3 separate regions of the Homo sapiens genome follow, and regions 2 and 3 are each linked to region 1. A link is a loop called in an ENCODE intact Hi-C map of the cell type or tissue named here. Cell type or tissue: PC-3. All regions are shown on one strand.

What was found. Peaks named below come from ENCODE experiments on the same cell type or tissue, not always from the same donor. Only the 100,000 strongest peaks of a DNase experiment are listed, where the experiment ranks them.
Region 2: a loop joins it to region 1, with 9 times the contacts of the local background. A loop is called at or near these places in 5 of 110 quality-filtered maps.
Region 3: a loop joins it to region 1, with 4 times the contacts of the local background. A loop is called at or near these places in 4 of 110 quality-filtered maps.

The regions. Positions count from the first base shown.
Region 1 is chr1:221,883,697-221,891,696 of GRCh38, forward strand. All of the region lies in intron 2 of LOC124904517 (a long non-coding RNA gene), which reads left to right. Among named protein-coding and RNA genes, the nearest start is that of LINC01655, 47 kb to the left of the region's middle. In PC-3, a CTCF peak has its summit at 3,262; DNase peaks (open chromatin) are centred at 3,245 and 3,675; H3K4me3 peaks cover 1,251 bases; H3K27ac peaks cover 2,396 bases.
Region 2 is chr1:222,005,608-222,013,607 of GRCh38, forward strand. No RefSeq gene overlaps it. Among named protein-coding and RNA genes, the nearest start is that of LINC02257, 31 kb to the left of the region's middle. RefSeq lists an enhancer at 3,391-3,923. In PC-3, CTCF peaks have their summits at 3,716 and 3,922; DNase peaks (open chromatin) are centred at 3,684 and 4,854; H3K4me3 peaks cover 500 bases; H3K27ac peaks cover 1,052 bases.
Region 3 is chr1:221,539,532-221,547,531 of GRCh38, forward strand. No RefSeq gene overlaps it. Among named protein-coding and RNA genes, the nearest start is that of DUSP10, 200 kb to the right of the region's middle. In PC-3, a CTCF peak has its summit at 4,383 (motif pointing right); a DNase peak (open chromatin) is centred at 4,340.

The DNA.
Region 1 (8,000 bases):
ACTATATGTATTAGGATTCTCCAGAGGAACAGAACCAAGAGGACACACACACACACACACACACACACACACACACACACACGCACGTAGGGAATTGGCTTACATGATTCTGCAGGCTAAGAAGTCCCACAGTGTGCCATCTGCAAGCTGGAGACCCAGGAAAGCTGGTGATGTAATTCAGTCTTAGAAGGCCTGAGGACCAGGAGAGCCAATGATGTAAATCACAGTCTCACGGTGAAAGAAGAGGATATGAAATGTCCCAGCTCAAACACAGAGGCAGGAATAAAAGGGGTGAATTCCTCTTCCATCTACCTTTTGTTCTACTTAAGTCCATAACAAATTGCACGATGCCCAGCCACATTGGGAAATCCATCTACTTTACTAAATGTTTTCATTGAAATACAAATCTCATCTAGACACATCCTCACAGACGCACCAAGAGACAATGCTTAATCTGAGTACTTCATGGCCCACTTAAATTGACACAAAATAAATCATCACATATGGTACAAAGTAAAGTATTGCAAGCCTTATAATAAATATGTACGAAACAGCATGTGAGACAGAAGAGATTGGGGAGACAATGTAGAGGCGCTGGTGAGCCTCCATGGGTGGGCTGGACTTTCACCAAGAGAGACCACTCACTGTCATTGTCCAGATTCACCCAAGAACCCACAGTTCAACAACAGCACCAGAAACATAATTACCATCAATTAAAGCCAAAGGTCTATGTCCACAAAACGAGGACCTAGAAGAATATCTTTTTGAAGTGGAATCACAGAAAGAATGCTAATCAGTTGGGCTTTATCTTTACTGTGGACGTAATTTAAAAAAAGGAATAACTTGTGTGGGGTAGGAGGAGCTTTCAATCTAGTGCGAGTTTCTTCCTTGATATCAGTATTACTGGCTGTCTGAAGAGTCAGTGGGAAACATTACCACCATTCCTTGGAAGTCTGTAAGGCTAATATGGCTACCCATGGGCTTCTGGCAGAGCAGAAAAGACACCAACTTCAAGGTCTGAGAAACCTTCACCCCTGCTGAGTGGCTTTGGGAAAGTATCGCCCCCTGATCCTGTGGTTCTCACATAAAACAAATACATTATACCTATTTTTCAGGATACTTGTGAGGTTTAGAAATAATATCTGGCACATAGCAGACATTCAATAAGTGACAGATAACATAATTTTCTCTTCTAGATGACACAGGCAACTTCTTGTCTAGGACAAGAGCACTGAGCTAAGAAATTTCCAAGAATCTCCTCCAGGCCCAAGATTTTAGCCACTACTGAAACTGATCTGCTTGGACACAATCCAAACTCCTGCAGGCAGCATGAGTGCAGTGAAGCCTTTCTTCTGGCCCACATTATCTTTAGCCACCCCACTCCACGGAGCTTGCCGGAGTCTCTTTACACACCCCCCTCTAGCCTTTTTCCTCTTCACTCCACTATTTGAGTCCAATTTCCTCTGAAAAAGTATTCACTTAAATAGGTGGCGTTGCACCAATTTCATTAATTGATCTGTGTCAATGTTCTAATGAGTGCTAACGAGTGACCTGCTCAGGTAGGTGAACATCAAGTCATGGAACACTAGTAACTCAACATCCCAGGTAGTAAAAACATCAAGCACAATGCCAAAAGACCTCTTCACTCTAGAAGATCTTCTGTAGGCCAGGGAAGAGGTTTTGTGGGAAATTTGGGGACCCATGGACATGCTCAATTTAGGACACTTCAGGATGTTTCTGTTGTATCTACCTGGAGAGATCAACCTGGAAAAATAGTCCTGCTACTTTACCAGGACTATCAGCCAGAAGCTATGCAGGAGAGTGCTCCAAGTCATACCACAGTCAGGCCAGATGGAGAGGCCCAGAACCTTCATTCTGAAACCACTTTCTTAGTTCTAGGAATTTTAACTTTTGAAAAGATGGAGTTTAGAGACACTCTGGGAATTATCTAAGTTGATCACTTTATTTTTTGCGAAGCTGATGCTCACATAAATGAGATGATTGTTAGGCCCTAGAATTAGTTAGGGCTGAGTTGAATTTGAAACCCAGGTTTTCTAGCACCTAAACCAGAATTCCCTGTGCTAGTTTATATACATATATATACATATATCTTCATATATATGCATATGTATATATATATGCACCTTGTTATATATAAACTTTTGTATATCTTACCTGTTCTAGAAGAGTCTCTGGTGGTGATGGACCAAAAGATCAAATCTGTAAATTATATTCCATTACCAAGAATCTAGGTAATTAACTGCCTAGAGCTCAGTCTGCCCAACTGTAAAATGAGCAGAGTATTCCCTGCATTGGTCTATGTTGCTAGGCTGTTACAAGAATAGATAGGAGTGTCTTGCACACAAAAAATGCTGAAAAAAATTGGCTAAAGAAAGGAGAGAGTTCAGAAAGTCAAAGTTCACACATACACAAGTTATTAGAATTGATCACCATTCTCAGATTCAGAAGCTACTGGTAGTGTTCTCCCTACCCCCAAGATTGGGAGAGCATTAGCCTTTATAGCTAACATTAGGCAACAGAATGGCTTACTATTGGAGCTGGCAACCTGCATGCTTCTACACACAGACCACTGAGACAGGCAACCTCCACACCTTCTACCAACTGCTGATGGGCTGTTGCTTAGACAACCCCACATCCTGGACCCAAGCTCCTAAACAGACCAAGAAGAATAGCAGTGCACTGAAGGTGGAGTAGACAGAGGGAGAAAGAACAAGCAGACCACCTAAAATGATGACCCTAAAGAAATGGAGTGCCTGAACGAATGGGACTGATGTCAATTTGGAAAAGGGGTAGGGAAAGAGAGGGGGAGAGAAAAAGGGGGAGAAGGGGGTGTGAAAGAGAGGGAAGGAGGGAGGAATAAAAAGAATATGAGAATTTAGGAGATTCACATACATATTTGAGACTCAAAGTAGTGACATGGAAGATCAAGTTGAAGGAATATTCTAAAGCCTACGACAAATATCCATATCTCACCATTGTTAGTACAAGGGGCCTGAAATAAAATTCCCTTGGGGTAAGATTGCACACAGGAGGCTACATCTGCTGTGCAGCTCCCCAAAACTTTAGCCACTCTGACTCATCCCAAGGGGAAGAATTTTGGCCACCTGAGTTCCTGACTTGGATTCTGACTGTGGCTTTTAGCCTTTGCATCATCCTGCATCTTAAGGATTGCTCTGTCTGTCTCTCCTTCTCTGTCCTGGGTGAGCAAGCTGCTGGCATCTCCTGTCGGCCACAGGAGGTGTGTTGACAAGGGCCAGGAAATATGTGGGAAGGGGTGGGTTGGGGGGAGTTTCCTAGGCAGCGTTCCTCTAGGAACTTTCTTCTCTAGGAATTCTCTTAGATCAGCATCCATTGCCTGTCCACTGGGTCATAAGCTTTCCTTATGCACGTTCAGTTGTTAAATCTACAACACCTCTCGCCCCCACACAGACTTTCACTCCCGCTCAAGAGAGGGGTCAGGGTGTGTGTGTGTGTTGTGAGCAAACTCCTTCATTGCCATGGACCTGGCAGAGGCACAAGCCAGCCCCATTCCAGGACCATGTGACACTGGCTGGGTTACTCACTTGTTTGCCCTCCAGCAGGGGCAGCCGGGGACACCTCCCTAGAGTGACTACAGCGTTTATCCCTGGGATGACTCAGCCCAAGCCTCCCTCTGCCCAAAAAGGGAATCTGAGGCTGGGGCTGGAGATGGGGCCTGTTGATTAGCCGCATCTATGGTTGGGAGAGCATAGAAACTACCTCTCACCTGGGAAACATGAGGGACAGAGTGAGTAATGCTCAGATCAGTGGCTCAGGAACTCAGCGTGAAACATAAGTTTATTTGAGAAGCTCAAGTGACAGGTGGAGCTTTGCTTCCAGAACCCCAAGGAAGATCCTACTCAGCCACCTAATGATAACATTTTCATTTCAGATTTCCATTCATTTCATCTCACTGACTTCACTCTCACCTTTATTTTGTTTTCGTCATTTCTGGAGTGGGTCAATTACTTAACCCTGAATAGAGATGTGATATAGCAGAGTCTTAGGGTGGGTTCTGGCTGATTCCTCATCAAGAATAAGATTCTATTTCCTTTGTCCTGAACAGGATAATCTCTTCAGATTACAAAGCTGTACCTACCTAGTATTGTTTGTTGATGTTTCTGTTGTTTATAAACACTGGTCTCATCTCTCCAAGAGCATAATACATTCCTCAAAAGCACTCGCTTCCCTTATAGTTCTAATTCCTCATGGCACTCTCTGAGAAGCACATGTGGATACTTAACACTTGTTACTTGATTGTTCTCAATCTTAAATACCTGGAAGAAAAGGCATTTCCACAACCTCACCAGTCACCAAATCCAAGAACTAAATTCAGCAAGATCGAGTTTTTGATAGCAAAATTAAAGTTACCATATTTTACACCATTTCACCAACAACATCTGTAGTTTAATTGGTTAATTTCCATCTGCTGGCCTTCTAGCTAACTCTGAGGCATTCCCCTGATGTTACTATTATAATTGTTCCTAGAGGTCTACGATAAAAACAACGGTTATTTGTAGAGGCTTAATCACACACAAAGTGATTTCACAGGTATTTCTACTTAGAGCATCACCCTCTGTGGCGGCTATAATTGCACTTCTCAGATCTCCGACATCGGGGAGCAACATCAGGGACCATAATTAACTCAGCGCAGACGGGGCTCTAAAATCCATCATGCGTTTGTGATGTGGTCTGATGGCCCTTTCAGCCTCTCCACGCTCCTGGGCTATTTTATCTCACAGGTGTTTCCCCTAACAAAATGTTCTTGCACACATTCTGTCTTCACATCTGTTTTTCTGAGAACCCACTCCCTCGAACCTAGCTTGACGAGCCCCTTCTCTGGGTCTCCAGAGCACCCTGGATCTGTCTCCATCAGAGAATTCCGCATGCCGCGTTACACTGTCTGTCTCCATGTTAGACCTGGATCCACAACCGTGCTGTAATGAGGTGAATGTAACCCATGCTGGGAGAGGGTGATTCACCTCACTGGCGAGTTGAAGAGTGAATGTGGAGGTCAAAGAGGGTTTCACCAACAAGGTACCTTCACCTGTGCCTGGAAGGATGGGTAGGATCCAGGTAAGGAGGATGGGAGCCAGCATTTAACGCAGAGGGAACAGTGTGAGAAGGAGGATGGGAGCCAGCATTTAACGCAGAGGGAACAGTGTGAGAAGGAGGATGGGCTTAGGAGCCTGATGAATATGTTGGTATGGCTGGAACCGGTCTAGAAATGTGGCATCTTGGTGATTGCCACACTGAATAGTTTTAACTTTATGTTGCACATAGTGCTTCTCAACCAACGTTTAAAAAATCTGCCTTCACACAGTGTGATCAAATAACTCTTCCCTGTTATGTAATGATTCTCGGGTTGCTGGGGTGTCTCCTAAGAATCACTCTGCCCTGTACTACCCAGAACCATCCCAATAGCCCTATGTGGCTAAATAAACTTTAAATTCATTCAAATGAAAATCAAATTAAACTTTCAGATTTTCAGTCATCCTGGACACATTTCAAGGGTTCAGGAACCACCTGTGGCTCCAGCTCCCCCATATAGAACAGCACAGAGGGAAGTGGAGGAGGTAGGGATGAGGAAGGTGAAGAATGGTGGTTTCCAGAGAGGCAAAGAGATTGTGGCATGTCACACAGCTGACAGTGAAAGAGCAGAGCTTGAAGCCCAAATCTTATTCTTCTTAACCAAGAGTTATTTCCACGGGATTTTTCTATTTTTTCCCAACTTCCTGGAGCTGGTTGGTAGGAAGTCTCATTCATGTCCAGATCCTACCCCATGGGTGCTGGAAGTGAAATAAAGTGCAAAGCATCCAGGACCTAAATTGAGATTATTTAGATTTGAATCCGGTGCTGTCATTTAGGAGGTGCAGGGCTTGGGCAAGCCAAGCACACACACACATGTGCTTGGAACTTTTATTAAGCAGCCTCATGGACATCTTTCCATGTCAAGGCATCAGATTTTTCTCATTTTTCAAGATGTATAGCATTTTATAGTTCTAGTACATAATGAATTATTTGGATATTCCCACTTCATAGATAGTAAGTTTTCTCCCTACCTTTTTAAATTTCAAATACTGCAAATGAACTCATGTTGGGCTTTTGATTTAGTGCAAACATAGTTCAAGGATAAATCCTAGAAGTGTGATTGCTAGGTTAAAAAGTAGGCATTGCCAAAATGTTCTCCAAAAAGGGGGCAGCAATTCTCCTAATAATGCATTATTCTCCTAATAATGCAAAAAACTACCAGTTTCCCATGCCCTTCTCAATACTGGTCTCTCTTTTTTTTTTAATTAACTCACTTAATGGATACTTAAAAATGCTTTGCAATCTTTCAAATACCATGCAAATGTAAGGTATTATGGCCAATAACCTTTTCTAGAAGGCCCCATATCAAAAAGTGGACATCCAAGCCCTTGGGGAGCTTGTACCATCCAGAAGTTTTTACTATATGTCCTGTCATTTTCTGGAAATAATGTTTTTGGCCTTGGATCCTAATTTTTTAGGCCAAAATATCAGTTTTCCAGGATGATGGGGTTGTAAATAATGAATAAGAGAAACCCTCCAGCAAAAGCAGCTATCACCATTCTTAGAGCTTTGCTGGCAAAATAATTGAATTTGATAGCAGATAGGGCCACTTGTGCCACCCAAAATTTTACTGAGCCAGCCTGGCAGGGAATGATTTGCGAGGCCTTTCTCTTACTGTTTCCAAAGACTTTATTTTATCTACTTTCTTTTTCAAGCCTTTTTATTCTTACTATTCATTTGGAAACTGTAAAATTGAGGCTTCAGCATCTACTCACTTTTACTTTTTTTTAAGAAGCACAGGCCTAGTGCAGTGGACTGCAGGGGCCTCCCATGTTGACTTTGAAAACAAAGGAAGTCTGACCCTAAGCTCCTTTTTCCTTCTTATGGAATCCATCCACCCCAACATCACCATCTGGTAAACTCCTAGTCCTCCTTCCAGAACCTAAGGACCATCTTTCAAGTCAGTTCTTTTGTAGAGCCTTACCTACTCTGTCTTCCCACACATTTCATTTTTACCTCTAAGCAATTATGAATTTCCCAATAATTTCCTTGTTTGCATCTTTCCCCATGCCCATCTCCCAGCTATGAATTATTTGGGCTGGACCTGGGTCTCATTTATCTTTATATCTCTAGTTGGTAGTACTTGGTAAGTTTGTTGAATAAATGTTTCTTCATTTTGAATCCTTGCCTGGGTTGGACATAAAACAATAATAACACTCCTAGAATATGTAGCACAAACACCAGCACTCCCCAAATATTCCACAAGCTCCCTCATGCTTCTCAGCCTCCCTTGTATTTATGATGGGGTTATGTGACTAACTCTGGTTCACAGGCAGGTGTGTGAGTAAAGTAATGCTTGGCACTTTCTGTCTGAGGTAGGAAAGAAGGGTGGTGAGTTCCATACATGCCCTCTCTCTTGCCACTATGCCTGGAAACAAAGAACTCTGAAACAGCAAAGGTGCAAGATAGAAACAGCCTAAATGTCTCATCACTGTTGAAGGGTAGCCACCAAGGAGAGCAGCCTGACCTGCATCAGACTGTTCGGAAAGTGAGGAATAGCCTTTGGGATTTGGGAGTTTATTGCCACAGCAAAACTTAGCTTACCCTAACACAGCATATGAATTTCATGATTTGAAAATGTACGTAGAAAAGAAGCTCTTAAAATATGACAGTGTCATTTGATCACGAAACCTTTTCACCTTCATCCCCTAGAACAAGTGAGGGTTGGTACTTTGGATTTTATGACTTCAAAGCAGATTATTTTTTCAAGAGAGCACAGCCATTCCTGTTTCATTGACAGAGATTCCAAGGCATGGAGAAGTGAAAGCACTGGTTTCTGGAATTATGGGTGAAATTAGCAGGAGAACACAGACCCAAATTTCTGACCCCCCTGCTTAGATAGAACTGCTCATCCCCCAACATCAGTGTCC
Region 2 (8,000 bases), 120 kb after region 1:
TATTGAGCCAATAGGCAGTTTTTCAATCCTTACGTTCCACCTACCCTCCACCTTCAAGTAGGCTACAGTGTCTATTGTTGCCATCTTCATGTCCATGTGTACTCAATGTTTAGCTCCCACTTATAAGTGAGAACATGCAGTATTTGGTTTTCTGTTCCTGTGTTAATTCACTTAGATCATGGCCTCTAGCTTCTTCCATGTTGTTGCAAAGGACATAATTTTGTTGTTGTTTATGGCTGTGTAGTATTCCATGGTATATATGTACTACCTTTTCTTTATCCAGTCCACCATTGACGAGTATCTAGGTTGATTCCATGTCTTTGCTGTTGTGAATTGTGCTACAAAGAACATATGCATGCATGGGTCTTTATAGTAGAACAATTTATATTCCTTTGGGTATATATCTGGAATGACACTGCTGGGTCAAATGGTAGTTCTGTCTTGAGTTCTTTGAGAAATCTACAAACTGATTTCCACAGTGGCTGAACTAATTTACATTCCCAGAAGGATGTGTATGTGTTCCCTTTTCTCCACAACTTTTCAAACATCTGCTTTTGTTTTGTTTTGTTTTATTTTGTTTTTCTGAGTCAGGGTCTCACTTTGTCCCCCAGACTGCCATGCAGTGGCCTGATCATGGCTCATTGCAGCCTCAACCTCTTGGGCTCCAGCAATCTTCCTCTCTCGGCCTCCCAAGTAGCTAGGACAATAGGCACATACCACCACACCCAGCTAATATTTTTTAATTTTTTTCTAGCGATGTAGTCCCTGTGTTGCCCAGGCTGGTCTCAAACTTCTGGGCTCAAGTAATCCTCCTGCCTTGGCCTCCCAAAATGCTGGGATTAGAGGGGTGAGCCACTGTGCCCAGCCAGTTGTTTGTTTGTTTTTTTTTAACTTTTTAATCATAGCCATTCTGACTGGTGTGAGATAGTATCTTACTGTTTTGATTTGAATTTCTCTAATGAGTATTGATGTTGAGCATTTTTTCATATGCTTGTTGGCTGTGTATATGTCTTCTTTTGAGAAGTGTCTGTTCATATCTTCTGCCATTTTTAAATAATTTTTGTTGATTTATTTAAGTTCCTTATAGATTCTGGTGATTAGACCTTTGTCATATGCATAGTTTGCAAATATTTTCTCCCATTCTGTAGGTTGTCTGCTTGGCATTTCTCTTGGACAATATAGACAGTTGAAATACCAGACTATTTTTATTGGTTTCATGTTGTTATCTTTCTGTTTGCTCATCCTTGAGTAATTTGAGTTGAGTTGAGGACCTGTTTTGCCATTGAGTATTTCTTAATGTGTTATTCTTTCCAGAAATTAGCAAATAATTGACTGATAGCTTTAATTTCTGGCTGTTGTCACTTGGCATCTGAGTTATCATGGCTGCTTCAGTGGAAAAGTAGAATGAAGTTAATCAGGTACAGATGTCTTACTGCCATCCTAACAAGAAATGCTCCCTTTTCTTTTACTAAAAGAGGGAGACTTCCTATTTCATGAACTGCATGGATTTCAAATGCATCTGATAGTGATTTTAAAAATAAATGAGGAAGTTTGATTACTGGTACATTATACTCAACATGCATGCAGTAGAGAAGCAATACAGTAGTATGGATAAAAATATAGGTTTGAAGATGAGTTGGGTACCTTTCCACAGTGTGACCTCAGGAGACCCACATCTGTGAGTCTCAGTTTCCTCGTGCACAAAATGGCACTAATAATATCTACCTCACAGAGCTACTGGGAAAATTAAATAATATCCTATATATTATATGCAACATATCACTAACATGTTAGGTATTGTTAATACAGAATCTAATACATGACAAGTATTCAATAAATAGTAGCAACTATAAATATTTTCTTAGTTGCATAATATTTTGTAAAATCTGCTGTTTTCCATTCCTTTTCATTTTCTTTTTTTTTTTTTTTTAGACGGGGTCTCACTCTGTTGCTCAGGCTAGAGTGTAGTGGCATGATCTCAGCTCAGTGCAGCCTCCGTTTCCCAGGCTCAACTGATCCTCTCACCTCACCCTCCTAAGTTGCTGGGACTACAGGCGCATACCACCATGCCCACCTAATTTTTGTATTTTTTGTAAAGAAAGGATTTCACCATGTTGCCCAGGCTTGTCTCAAGCTCCTGGGCTCAAGCAATCTGCCTGCCTTGGCTTTGCAAAGTGTTGGGATTAGCCCCTTTTTCTTTCTAAGCAAATCATCTGTAATAATTTATTTGGAGTACCTAGTAATAAAATTTCTAAATAAATACCATTCCACTTTTAAAAACATTTAATTAGCTTTATTCACATTAAAATACATGATTACAGGTCTGTTGCTAGCCATCGATCAATTCGATCAAGTAAACAAGAATCCTGAAGTATTTCAAGAACTGTGGGATGTACTCAGTCAAAATATAAGTTTGACTCAATTTTACATACTGATAAGTAATTCAAGAGTTTCATGATAAAGTCTTTTCACAGACTAAGAAAGACGAAAATATTATCTGGAATTTGGTTTCATTTTCATCAGGTGAAAAATACTTTCACTGTGGACATATTTATCCAACTTAGGTTCACAGAAGGAATGTTTTCAGTTGGTTACAAATATCAAAATGAATTGTCATCTGCTGGCAGGGAAATAGGGAACCAGAGACGGGGGGGGACTGAGAAAAATTCAGAAAACACCACTTGCTTTTATCTGGCTAGTTCACAACATAAACGACCCAAGCTACAACCAAAGTTTGAAATGTTTTTTCACATGGAAAAATTAGAAATAATTTTATTGTTTGCTTTGTAATTAAATTGATTCCTTTACAACTTTGTGGAAAGTTTTTACATTGAAAATCTCTGCCGGGTGCGGTGGCTCATGCCTATAATCCCAGCATTTTGGGAGCCCGAGACGAGCGGATCACTCGAAGCCAGGAGTTCGAGACCAGTCTGGCCAACATGGCAAAACCCCATCTCTACTAAAAATACAAAAAAATAGCCAGGCGTGGTGGTGGGCACCTGTAGCCCCAGCTACTCAGAGGCTGAGGCACGAGAATGGCTTAAACCCGGGAGGGAGGCAGAGGTTGCAGTGAGCTGAGATTGCACCACTGCTCTACAGCCTGGGCAACAGAGCAGGACTCCTCAAAAAAAAAAAAAAAAAAAAAAAAAAAGAAAAGAAAAGAAAAGAAAGAAAGAAAAAAAGAAAAAGAAAACTGGGTGCGGTAGCTCAGGCCTGTAATCCCAGCACTTTGGGAGGCCGAGGCAGGCAGATCACGAGGTCAGGAGTTCCACACCAGCCTTGCCAACATGGTGAAACCCCATCTCTACTAAAAAATACAAAAATTAGCTGGGTATGGTGGCGGGCGCTTGTAATCCCAGCTACTTGGGGGGCTGAGGCAGGAGAATCGCTTGAACCTGGGAGGGGGAGGTTGCAGTGACCCGAGATCGCGCCATTGCACTCCAGCCTGGGCGACAGAGTGAGACTTCGTCTCCAAAAAAGAAAAAAAAGAAAGAAAGAAAGAAAGAAAGGACCTCTACAGATGAGTTTCCCATAGACAGGACTGGAGGGAATTTAATGCCTTATGCTGTTTCCCTTTGATAAGCAGCCCCTGCAGGCCCCCTGAGTGATCTCCAGTTCCTAAAGCCACAGGTGTTCTCATCTATTCTAGAGAAACTGCAGGAGCATAGTGAATTAAAATGGTTTCACTTTTGCTCACGGGAGCCACCTACTGTGTCACTTTTACATTGTCCACATCCAACCCAGGTAAAGATAGGCTTTTTGGGGGAGCTAGGGGTATGATATTTTTAATAATTCAAAATTCTTAGAATATTAAATGTGTCCATGACTTTAAGAAAGGGGTTCTTTCTATCTGCAGTATAATTTCTGAAAAAAAAATGATTTGACTAGATATGTAAAATGCCAGAAGGCACTAGTAACTAAAAATCTAGCCAAGATAAAGTATCTTTTCAACGATTTTGTAAGTCAATGCACTGGGGAGAAGAAGGAGATGAAAGCCATCCAAAATGGGCCATGTCCTTCCATTTCACATTCAGAATCAGCTCTACTGCTGAGACCCCTATATGTAACATTTATCCTGTTATTTGGAAAATGGTATGGTGTGTTTGAAGACCACCCTCCAGGCAGTCTGAAACTCCAGACTGGAGGCTCAGCTCAAACCAACCATCACAAATTATATGACTGCACAAATCAATTTCTCTCTCTTAACTTCAGTTCAAACATCTTAAATGTGAGTGCAGTAGACTAAATCAGAGGCCTCAGAACTTCTTGTTTAATACGGATAGAACACAAGTATATGAAAAGAGATAAAACTGGATTGGACCCAGAGCAATCCTAAGGAACCCCAGGGCTCTGTGTGACTCAGTTTCCAAACCGCTAGATCAAGAGATTCCAAAGACATTCTCTAGCTCTAATAGTCTATGATTCAACATTGAAAATATTAAAAAAAAAAAAAAAAACCCAGAACGCTATGTCTCCATCTATATAATATGTCCCAGAGGTTTAGCTCTGAGGAAATTGGTCCAAGTTGCATCACTGGAAGAAGAAGAGAAAAAGAAAATAATGAAAAAAGAAAAATTGACTTCGCTCTAATGAACTCAAACAGGAGCTGGTTAGTATTTCTGAATCTTTGCCAGGGCTTCAGCCTCCCCTCTGAAAAAGTACATGTGGGGAACACAGAGCCCCATCAAATGAAAAGAGATGGAGTGCACAAGAGGACTTTCCAAAAGAAAAGCTCTTCTCCTTGAACTCTGCAGGATCCATTTGCACTACTGGACATTTCTGACACTGGAGAGAAAAAATGCTTAGTAGGAACCCTCTGTCCTCATAACAGGTTTCTCCTGTTTGTTGCTTTGTGAACTAATGTAAATCAAATAAAGCAATGTACTCAAACCACAGTGGACCTGAGTGTATAAATGAGGAACAGGTGGTGATTAAGTGTATAGTGTCATTTCTATTTTGTGACGTTAATGGATCACAAAAGCACTATAGTCCACATGGCAGGAGTGGTCACAGCCACCCCACATACTCTTCTTCTAAATGTGATCTCCAAACCTCCTTCCCTTCTCATCTCCCACTCAGTTCTGGGAAATGCAGAAAAATGTGTAATAGTTAGTGACAGAAAGAGCCACTGACCTAAATACATGGTGGGTCATTTATTATGCATGGCTTCTGATCAAGGAATTAGAGAGTTTTCATTCAATCTTTATTTTCAGCCACTCAAGTTCCATTTCCCTTGCTTTATTTAGTTTTGACAAAGACAGTTTCTGTATTTACACTTAACATGCTTAGTTTCCCTAAATATTCAAGGATACCATCAACCCTCACTGGAGGCCTCTTTGATAATGGCAGGTATAATTTCTGTATTAGTTTTCTGTTGTTGCATAACAAATCACCCATCCCCCCCACCAAAAGAACAACTTAGTGGCTTAAACAATAAGCATATATTATCTCACACAGTTTCTGTAGGGTCAGGAATTTGGAAGTGGGGTAATTTTGGCTTGAGGTCTCTGATGAGATTGCAGTCAAGATGTCAGCCAGAACTCCAGTCATCCGAAGGCTCATCTGGGGTGGGAGAATCTGCTTCCAAGATGGCTCACTCACATAGCTGTTAGCAAGAAACCTAGGTTTCTCACTAGAATTGACAGGAGGCCTTCGTACCTTACCACATGGACCTCTGAATAGGGCTGCTTGAGTGTCCTCACAACAGGGAAGCCAGTGTCTCCCAGAGTGAGTGAACTGAGAGAGAGAGACAGAGAGAGAGAGAGAGAGAACGAGAAGGATGCCTTATGATGTTGATGACCTAGTCTCATAAATCACACATCATCACTCCTTGTATATTCTATTTATCAGAAGTGAGCCACTAAAGCTGAACCCATGCTTAAGGGGAAGGGAATTAGACTCCACATGTTTTAGGGGAGACACACCAAAGAATTTGCAGACACATTTTAAAACCAACAAATCTTAGGATGGCCCAGAATCTGAAAATGGAAACTTTGAAAAAGTACTGCAAGGTAACGATTCAAATGTCAAAAAGATTTTCTGCAGGATTTTGTTGCTTGGCAGTGTAGGGGAGCCAGAGGTCACTTCCAAACCCTTTTTAACTCTTAGTGGGCTCTTTGGCTTGACCTAGGAGCCAAATTGACATCAGGTAGATTAATAAGAAAAAATCGTAAAAACTTTATTAGTTTTACATGTACATGGGGATCTTCACAAGAGTGAAAATCGAAGAAGTGGCCAGAGCAAGATGCTTTTTAGACAAAAACCAATAAACTTGAGAGGACAAAGAGGATCTGGCTAAGGGCAGTAAATTTCTTCAGGGTTCACTAGGAGATATATGAGGGGTGGAGAAGTAGTGAAAGATAAGGGCTACCTTAGTAAATATGTTTATTATAGTTCATTGCAGCCCCCAGTTCCCAATCTCTGTGATAAGGACTATTTTGTCACTCTAGTACAGGGAGGGGGCCCCTTCCAGAGGAATCTCTGTGACTTGCTGTCTGCTGGAAGAGATAGGTCAGCTTGCCCTTTCTGAAACTACAATTTCTTCAATGTTTTTAACTCAAAATAATCAATATACCAATTCAGCATATTTTGGGATAGCGTGTCCTTCACTCCTTCAGCAGTGGCACAACACACATAAGTATTGGTTTACAGATCATTAATTACTTGATAATAAGATTAGAATCAGAGGATCTTTAATCTAAATGTCAGAAAGAAGGAGTACTTAACATTACAGATATCTCTTAACAAATTACAGATATCTGTCATGATCTTGTAAAGTAATGTGGAAAATGGTTTAATTCATAGAGATTTTCAGGAACACATCTGAAGTATACAAGAAACTGGCTTTGGAATTTCTCTGCTGTGAAGATGCAAGGAAGTCAAAGATTAAATAAACAAAGATGATGATAAACATAGATGCTAATGAAAATGTTAATGCTTCTAACCCAGCTGATGATAAAGAAGATAAAGAAATTGAAGTGATTCTTAGGTGACTACAGTAATTTTTTTGGAAGTACTTCCATGATTTTGCCAAATTTTACAACAACTCTTGGAATAAAAGGAGTGGCAATGATTGTGCCATTTTTATTGTGTGTTGAGGGTAGAAGGGAGAGAGTGAAGCTTGATATTCATATACCAAAACCAAAAGTTAATTCTTGCTGAAAGTAAAAAGTAAAAAATCAGTCAGACTACTTTACTGACATAGAGGCAAATAACCAACTTATTTGTGTAATTTTATTTTTTTCATTTCCAACAGTTTATTTCAGCATCACACAAATATAGCAACTTCCCCATTCCCCCCAAAATGTAAAAGGTTTTCTGACAGAGTCAATAACATTTACACTTATGAAACAAACTATTTAGGTTGGTGCAAAAGTAATTGAGGTTTTTGCAATTAAATTTAGGTTGGTGCAAAAGTAATTGCGGTTTTTGCCATTACTTTTAATTGCAAAAACCTCAATTACTTTTGCACCAACCTAATATTGTTAAGTTCCACTGATAGAGAAGCAGAGGCTTGTATACAAACTTTCCAAATAAATATTTCTCATTCTAACAAGTGATTGGGTGTGCTTAATTAAATAAAGAATAAGAAAACAGAATAAATCGTGGCTGACATCTTTAAAGGTTGCATTCTGGCATTTGTTTTTTGATGGGGCCATTTATTTATCCCTTCTTGAGCTGTCTAGCTAGAGAACTCTGTATTTCAGCAGTGAGTGACAGTTCTCCCATCTGTGCTTCTTATTTGCCTTCTATTCAAATAAACAAAATGCATTGCAGATACTGGTATATATTTTGCTTTGGACAGGTTTCTACCCCTAACTTACAAGCAGACTTAGCATCTACCAGGGAAGAAGAAGGTTGTGGTGTTTGGAGTTGTGTGGTTGTAGAAAATTTTGTGAATGGAAGAGGCTCTTTTAAAAAGCTTGTTGTCTAGATAGCCTTGCTCTTTCAAGTATGGTCATGGAGATTGTGAATCATGTAGACAGAAGTCTCAGGTGGCG
Region 3 (8,000 bases), 340 kb before region 1:
CAGAGCCATGAGAAATAAATCCCTATTCTTTATAAATTACCAAGTTTCAGGTATTTTGTTTTAGCCACATGAATAGACCAAGACAGTGATTTATCAACATCACATCTCTGTGCTCTCCTCAGCCTCCGACCTGCTTTATTATCTATGATTACTACAGTCTAGGAACGAGCACTACTGTTGTTATAAGAAATGTCAGCTCTTTAGGAACCTGGTGAGTGACCACAATGACTGGAATATGGCTACGCTCAGTGGAGCTTGCTGTCCTTCTGGAAGTGAATTCTGTTCTCTCAATTTCTATTCTGTGGAAATATTTCCAAGGAAGAGTTGGAGTTTTCCTCCGAAGTCCCTATGTATCCTGCACACATTTTTTTGGAGTTTTTCTCAGTAGCATAGAGTTCGAATAAATAAAACCTACTGTTGAGAAAAGATCCCGCATTCATAACTTTCTTTACTGTTCATCCTATAAAATGGCGTATATCTTACTGCTCTCCCCAGTATAGCTCCATTTGTATACACAAATAAAAAAAGAAAATTAAAAACTTTATTCCACATGTTTATTGTTATGCACTATATTAAGAATTTTACATATATTGTAATTAGCCGGGCGCGGTTGTGGGCACCTGTAGTCCCAGCTACTTGGGAGGCTGAGGCAGGAGAATGGCGTGAACCCAGGAGGCGGAGCGTGCAGTGAGCCAAGATAGCGCCACTGCACTCCAGCCTGGGCGAAAGAGCGAGACTCCGTCTCAAAAAAAAAAAAAAAAAAAAAAAAGAATTTTACACATATTGTTTTATTTAATACAACCTCCCTATGATGAATAAACTCTTACTACTCTCAATACAGAGATGAGTGTCAAAGAATTTAACTGCCCTACATAAGGTTAACAAGTAGTTGAGAAAGAGTTCAACCACATATCTAATTGATCCAAAGCCCATACTTTTAACTTCTATACTTATTCTAAATACACTACTGAAACAAAAATGATCTGAATTTAAATGCCTCTGTTTATTTGCATCAACAATTGAACTTGTTTGTATAAATGTTGTGGCATTGAACAAAATTAAAAAGCTCCAAATGAAGCTCAGCCATACAGACTCCAGGTACCCATTCATTATACAATACATTTTTCTACCACTCAACATTCAAAGAAACATCCCTTTCCTGACTGGGCATGGTGGCTCACGCCTGTAATCCCAGCACTTTGGGGGCCTAGGCAGGCAGATTGCTTTAGCTCATGAGTTCAAGAGCAGCCTGGAAGACATGGCAAAACCCCGTCTCTACAAAAGATACAAAAGTTAGCTGTGCATGGGTGGGATGAGGTGGGAGGGTAGCTTGAGCCTGAAAAGTGGAGCTTACAGTGAGCTGAGAGTATGCTACTGCAATCCAACCTGGGCAATAGAGCCAGACCTTCCCTGAGGAAAAAAAAAAAAAAGAAAAAAGAAAGAAAGAAGTTTTCCTTTCTTTCAGTGGCAGCACATCTGAGCATTCTGCCTCTTCTTCTTCATTTCTTCTCTGCCCATGTCTTCTCTCCCCTCTTCCTCTGGGTATCTGGCACAAGGTCTCCTGGCTTGATGCAATGTGAAGTTCACTCCGGATTCAGTCACATCTGAGTCCTCGTAGTGAAGGCTTGAAGTGACTCTTCCAGGCTATACGTGCATGAGGAACCTAGGAAGCTATTGGCGGGGAAAAAACTAATCTAAGGAATTAGAGAGGCCTATAAAACTGTCCTGGTAACACTACCTCAGTCATTAAAGTAAGATGCCAGAGAGAACAATTCTGAACACTGGAAGGTATTCCATGACTCTTTTCTTCCTTGGACTCAACTTCACGGCCTCCAGGCTGACTAGGGGGCAATTTAGGGTAGGTACAGGCTCTGCAAGTAGCTAGGTCCAAATGAATTGTTTTTACTCATATCTGTGAGACACAGAGTCCAAAGCAATGTGGTTTTTGGTACCCGGGGTCACAGTACAGGGAAAAAGATATGTGTTCACTGGTTGGCACTGATGCATGGAGGATTTGAGAAACCACGATGCTGCTTGGATCTATTAAGGCTTTGACTATGTAGCAGTACATAGGGCCTGGCTACGACAACTGTGACGGCAGGTCCCACTTACAGAGGTCAGGGGCAAAGGCCACAGTGGTAGTAGCAATGTTCCTAATGCCCCAAGGCAGAACCCAGGGTGACCTGTCAGTGGAAGTGTGTGTCTCACTTCCTTGTGCACTTACACACGGCTTTGCTAGCAGGAGTGTGAGGGACTTACAGACGGCTTTGCTGGCAGGGAGTGTGAGCATTCAAGAGGCACCATTTGCAATTATCTAGGGATAAGTATCATGCTCGGAGAATGGTTGGATGTTCTGCAGGACCTGAGAGGTGGGAAAGAAGAGAAGTGCTGCAGAAATGTTTGAGTTAGACATGTAACACTAACTTGCATAGTTATTCTCTTTGATCCTTACAAATACCCACAGAAATTTGGGTTGTTATTTCCATTGTATTTGTGAGGGGGCTAAGGCTGGGTAAATTGTCCACGATCAAATAGCTGGTAAGTAATGGAGAGAAGAATAAAACTTAGATCCTCTGACTTACCATTCTTTCCTGTAGCCTTCCTACTTTCCCAATCTCAGGAAAATTATTATCTTCAATAAATTGTGGGTTTTTTTTTTTTTTTACCAGCAAATTAGGCTTATGTAATCATACTTTTCCTTTTTACATTGACCATTAGAAATCTGAGTTGAATTTTTAAAAATTGTACTGACAATATTAATCTAGTAAGTTGATATGTTTACCACAATTTTTTCCTAAAAATTTTCTAATTTCTGTTTTTCTTTTAACTGCTTTTTGTTATACCTATCTTTTGTTGAAAGCCACTTCAGACCTTGGAAGCAAATGGGATATTCTCTTTACGTAAGCAGAGAAAGAAATCTGGAAACCAAACTTGCTACCTCCAGAGTGTGAATCAGATTGGTCATTCCCAGAGAATAAACTGAGAAATTCCAAGTGAATTGGGAGATATCACATAAACTTTGATTTTTTTCCCATAGTCTTAATGAATTTTGCTGATGTCTTGATATTCCCAATCTCCCCTTTTAATCAACGTTATGTGTTTGAGATAAGTTCGGCAGAGGTTGGAGGATCAGACCTTAGTCATAGAACACAGGAGAGAATATCTAACAGTCTAATAAATGCATATAAATTAAATACATACTGGGCAAACCACTCTAGATTTGAAGTATTAAAATCTGGGGAAGAATCACAGTTAAGCTGGTTGACTGGGCACTTCTTGACTTAATGAAAATTTGTCAGCAAAAGGCTACCATACGAGTTAGGGAAGGTGTACCTTAAGCATGTCTTGAATGGCATGACTTTGTGGGTGAGGAAGATAGTGTTTGCTATGAAATAGTAACAGGAATAGACATGTCACACACAAGGGAAGAATAGCAGTTGTTCCTAACTAGAGCTTACAGTATGGTCCAGGAAGGTGTGGAGTTGAGTTAGAAGTTCTAGGGGGAAGAGGAGAAGAGCTTAAAGAAAAAATAGGAGTTAGAAGTGCCTGTGATGAACTCAAAGCAAAAGCCATCTGAGAATGGAAAATCTCATAAAGGAAGGATGAATAGGAGTAGGAAAAACCACTGAACCACCATTATCTACCAGACAGGTATATCATCTATGCTTCAGAAGAAATCTCATCAAACATGCATGTCAGGACTGGGCTGTGAATTGCAATTAAAATATTTACACAGAGGGAGAAAACTAATTTTTTTAAATGATAATGTGATTCTGTGAGGGTGATGACACTGGTGGTAGTACAGACTTTGGATCTTCCTGAATTCCCACCTGAAAATAGAAAAAGCAAATAGCAAGCAAGCCAGCGAAAACATGGAAAGCATTTACAACATAATGAGATGTCAAAGTAGCCCCATGAATTCCAAAATACAAGCAGTTGGGGATTAATGGTCAACAGCCAGAAGACGGTGTGATATTGACATTGTGCAGGAAAAATAAAAAAGGAAGCAGTGGAGGTTCAGATAGACCTGGGAGGAGGAGAATCCCTAAATAGCTAAAAGATATTCACCAGAAAGTAATGCAGACAATTTGAATTTAGCAGGGTTTCACGGTTCCACAAACAGGTAAGTGCAGGGATCTCTGCTAATTTCTCAAGGGGTAGACATATAACCTAGTCCCTGTGAACTTTTGATCGTAGCCAGCCAGGACAGCGCTCCATGACAGGGTGCCAGACTTACTGGGGGCAGAGCCTAAATTACTTGGGGCAGAATTAAAATGTACCAGCATAAACAACAAAGAAAAGGGAAGGTTTCCATGAAAGTCACATGGGAAACAGAGCCCTCTAGCTCCAACATTTCACAGAAGCAACAGAAGAGGGAGCTCTGTAAGCTTAAAAACAATAATAAAAGCTAACCAAACCAATTTATTTGCCTAAAAGTGCAAATAAATTAACTTCGCAGGAAAATAAACAACAGAAAAGTATAAAAGTCAAATATCACACAGAATTAAGATAATAAAAAAGAGAGTAAGAATCAGAATAACACCTCTACAGACAATGAAATCATGCCAGAGACATGTTCCAAGAATGGATTAAAGTTTTAATATACTATTTTAAAACAATTAAAAGGAATTTTTAAAAGTACATTATACAATACACGAAGGACACATAAGGGAAAAAACACATAAATAGGAGACATAAGAAAGACTTCAAAATAAAAGAAAAAAACACTTTCAGGAAATAACAAAACTATAAAGTATGCAACAGCAAATAAACATGACAAATAATGCCTTAAGAGAAATAGAAAATGAAAAGAAAAAAACTGTAAAAACATAAAAGAATTAAAGTACGGCCAGTGCTGTAATCCCAGCACTTGGCGAGGCTGAGGCAGGAGGACCACATGAAGTCTGGAGTTCAAGACCAGTCTGGCCAACATGACAAAACCCCGTCTCTACTAAAAGTGGAAAAATTAGCCGGGCATGGTGGCACATGTCTGTACTCTCAGCTACTTGGGAGGCTGAGGCACGAGAATCACTCAAACCTAGGAGGCAGAGGTTGCAGTGAGCTGAAACAGCACCACTGCACTCCAGCCTGGGCAAGAGAATGAGACACCATCTCAAAAAAAAAAAAAAAAAATTAAAGAAAGTTATAAAAAGATTTTTGATAAGTATCAAAAAAAAGAAAAAGACCTAACACAAAGAAATAGAGGTCTCCAAAGAAGAAAATTAAAGCAAAGAAATAGAACAATTAATAAATACTGTCAGATAACTTACCTAAAATTAAAACATTTTTTAGAGAGTAGAATGGTGGCTGCCAGGGGTTAAGAGAAGGGAGGAGTAGAAAATTATTGTTGGAAGGGTACAGAGTTTTAGTTTTGCAGGATTAAAATGGATGGTGGTGATGTTTGCACAACAATGTGATATACTTAATGTTTTCAAACTATACACATACAAATGGTTAAAATAGTACATTTTATGTTATCTATATCTTATCATAACTGTAAAAATTAATTAAAAAGACAAAACACGTTTTTAAAAAGTGGGTACATCTAAACCATAGTGTCTCAGTGATTAAACCCAAAGGAAATGCAAGGAAGTTATGACTATAAAGGATGCTGGCTATGTAGGAAAGATGAAGGGGGCTGTGACTGGATAATGGGATGAAGTACCCAGAAGAGTGTTTTGAGGAGGTGGGCAGAAAAGTTCTATGTATTGACCTAGATGGGAGTCACAAGAGTCTTGACCTGAAAATAATTCACCATGGTATACATTTGTATCGTTTAGTTTTCTATATTCAGGTTTTATTTTAAAATAGAAAGGGGAAAAGAATAGAAAATAAATGAGAGAACGATGAATGTGTTCAGATGCACAAAATCTAATAAAGTATTTCCATTTGCTTTGGTTGTATCCCAGCTATAGCTCTTCACTGTGAAGACATTTATCTTATTTACAGGTTTTTCATTCAACCTTTCTCTCATTTATTTATTTAACTTTCGGATTAATGTGCTTACATTCTAGAAATCAAATATAAAGCGCTGAAGCAGGAAGACAGATACTAGTTATTCTCCATCCCCCCGCCCTTGCTAAGACCCGTTCTCATCACCTTCTTTTATCTGCTCTGTGCTGCTGGAGATCATCCTTATGGACTGAGTCTTCCAGCTCCCAGGTCCTCTGGTTTCCATTTGTGTTTGGCCAGCAAGAGACACCATCAAGAGACTGAAGGGCAGGTAGGGGAAGGAAAGGTCAAGGTATGTCCTGCCTCACTTTTCCCTCTACTTCTATGCTATAATTCTGGCAAAGGTTTTATTTATCTGTAATTACTACTAGGATTCTTCTGCTCCAAGGCAACTCTCCCATTGAGCCCCCATGATATTGTTTCCAACTCTTCTTCCTTTAAGCCTGGGGTGGTAATGGCTTCACACTGTTGCTATTCCCTGGGTGCCTCAATGTTCCTATGGGCTCCTTAAACCCCCTATAATTATTTTATAATTATTATTTTAAATAATTTTTTATGTTAATGCCATAAATAATTATTTTATGTCAATGCCATAACCACTTCAACATGTGTGGAAAAGAGGTTTTTGCAGATGTGATCTAGAGATGAGATTCTCCTGGAGTATCCATGTGGGCCCTAAATCCAATCACAAATATCCTTATAAGAAACAGAAGTGGAGAAGACATAGACACAGGGGGAAGGCCATAAGCTGAGGGAGGCCGAGACTGTAGTTATGCAGCCATACGCCAAAGAACACAGAGAGCCACTAGAGGTTGGAAGAGGCAAAGGAGAATTTTCCCCCAGAGACTTCAGAGAGTGCATGGCTGTGCTGATGCCTTGATTTTTTTTTTAATTTCTGGCCTCCAGAACTGTAAAAGAATAAACTTCTCTTGTTTTAAGCACCAAGTGTGTGGCAATTTGTTACAGCACCACAGGAAACTAATACACCGTGTAAGTGTGCCTTCAGGATCCTGATTGAATTAGAGATTATAGTCTATTAAGGAAAGCAGACATTAAATAAATCAGCCCACATCTCCAACTCAATATTCTTCACACTATGCCTTTACTTCTCATCCAGGGAAAAAACAGAATGGCCCTAAAGAAATTATTGCTAGACACTGACAGGTGAGGTTCCCCAGTGAAAGATCAATCTACAGTGCATCCCTCCAAACCATATCTCCTCTATCCCCACTTATCTCCCCTACCCCCACAGAAATTCCTATTTTTCTTTAAGGTCCTATTGTTAAATATGAATACACAAAGAAGGTTTACAGACATTTGAAAAATTATTTATCATGGAAACAGAGACCAAGACACATATAATGCACATTACACAATGCACACACATACAAGTACACACACACACAGATAAATCCAAAAAACAAAAAAGAAAGAAAACTTTAGAGAATGATATGTCCTCAAAAAATAAAAGAGGATACTGCATCCATGAAACAAGAACAGATTACTACTTAAAAAGAAATCAGAGAACAAGGAAGCAATTCTGAAACCACTTTACATATTTGTTAAAACTGAACAAGTAAATATTAATACATAAATTGTAGATAATGGGAGTCAAGGTTCTCACTGTCAAAGAAAGAAGTAACAAATAAACAATGAGAGAAGGTTAGAGTGAATCCTGTGAGGCTAAATTAGAGTCAAATAATATGAGCTCATGATTATGTATATATACGACACACACATAAATTTTGAAATATTTAAAATGTATAAAATATGTTTGTGTATATATGTGCGGTATAAATACATATATCCCCTATCTCTATCCACGGAAGTGACCTAGAAGCAATAACACCCCAGTAGCAATGAACACACCCAGAACCCATATCTTGGCTTCTAATACTATTCTTCAATAATAGGAACCAGGGATACTTGGAAAAATGGCTGATTCTAGGGCTGTGGCAGGAAATAGGCAAGATGAATCTGGAGCCTGTTATTAAGGTGTCATAATGTAAGGAAGTGCTCAAAACTACAAAATAATGGGGATATGTCAA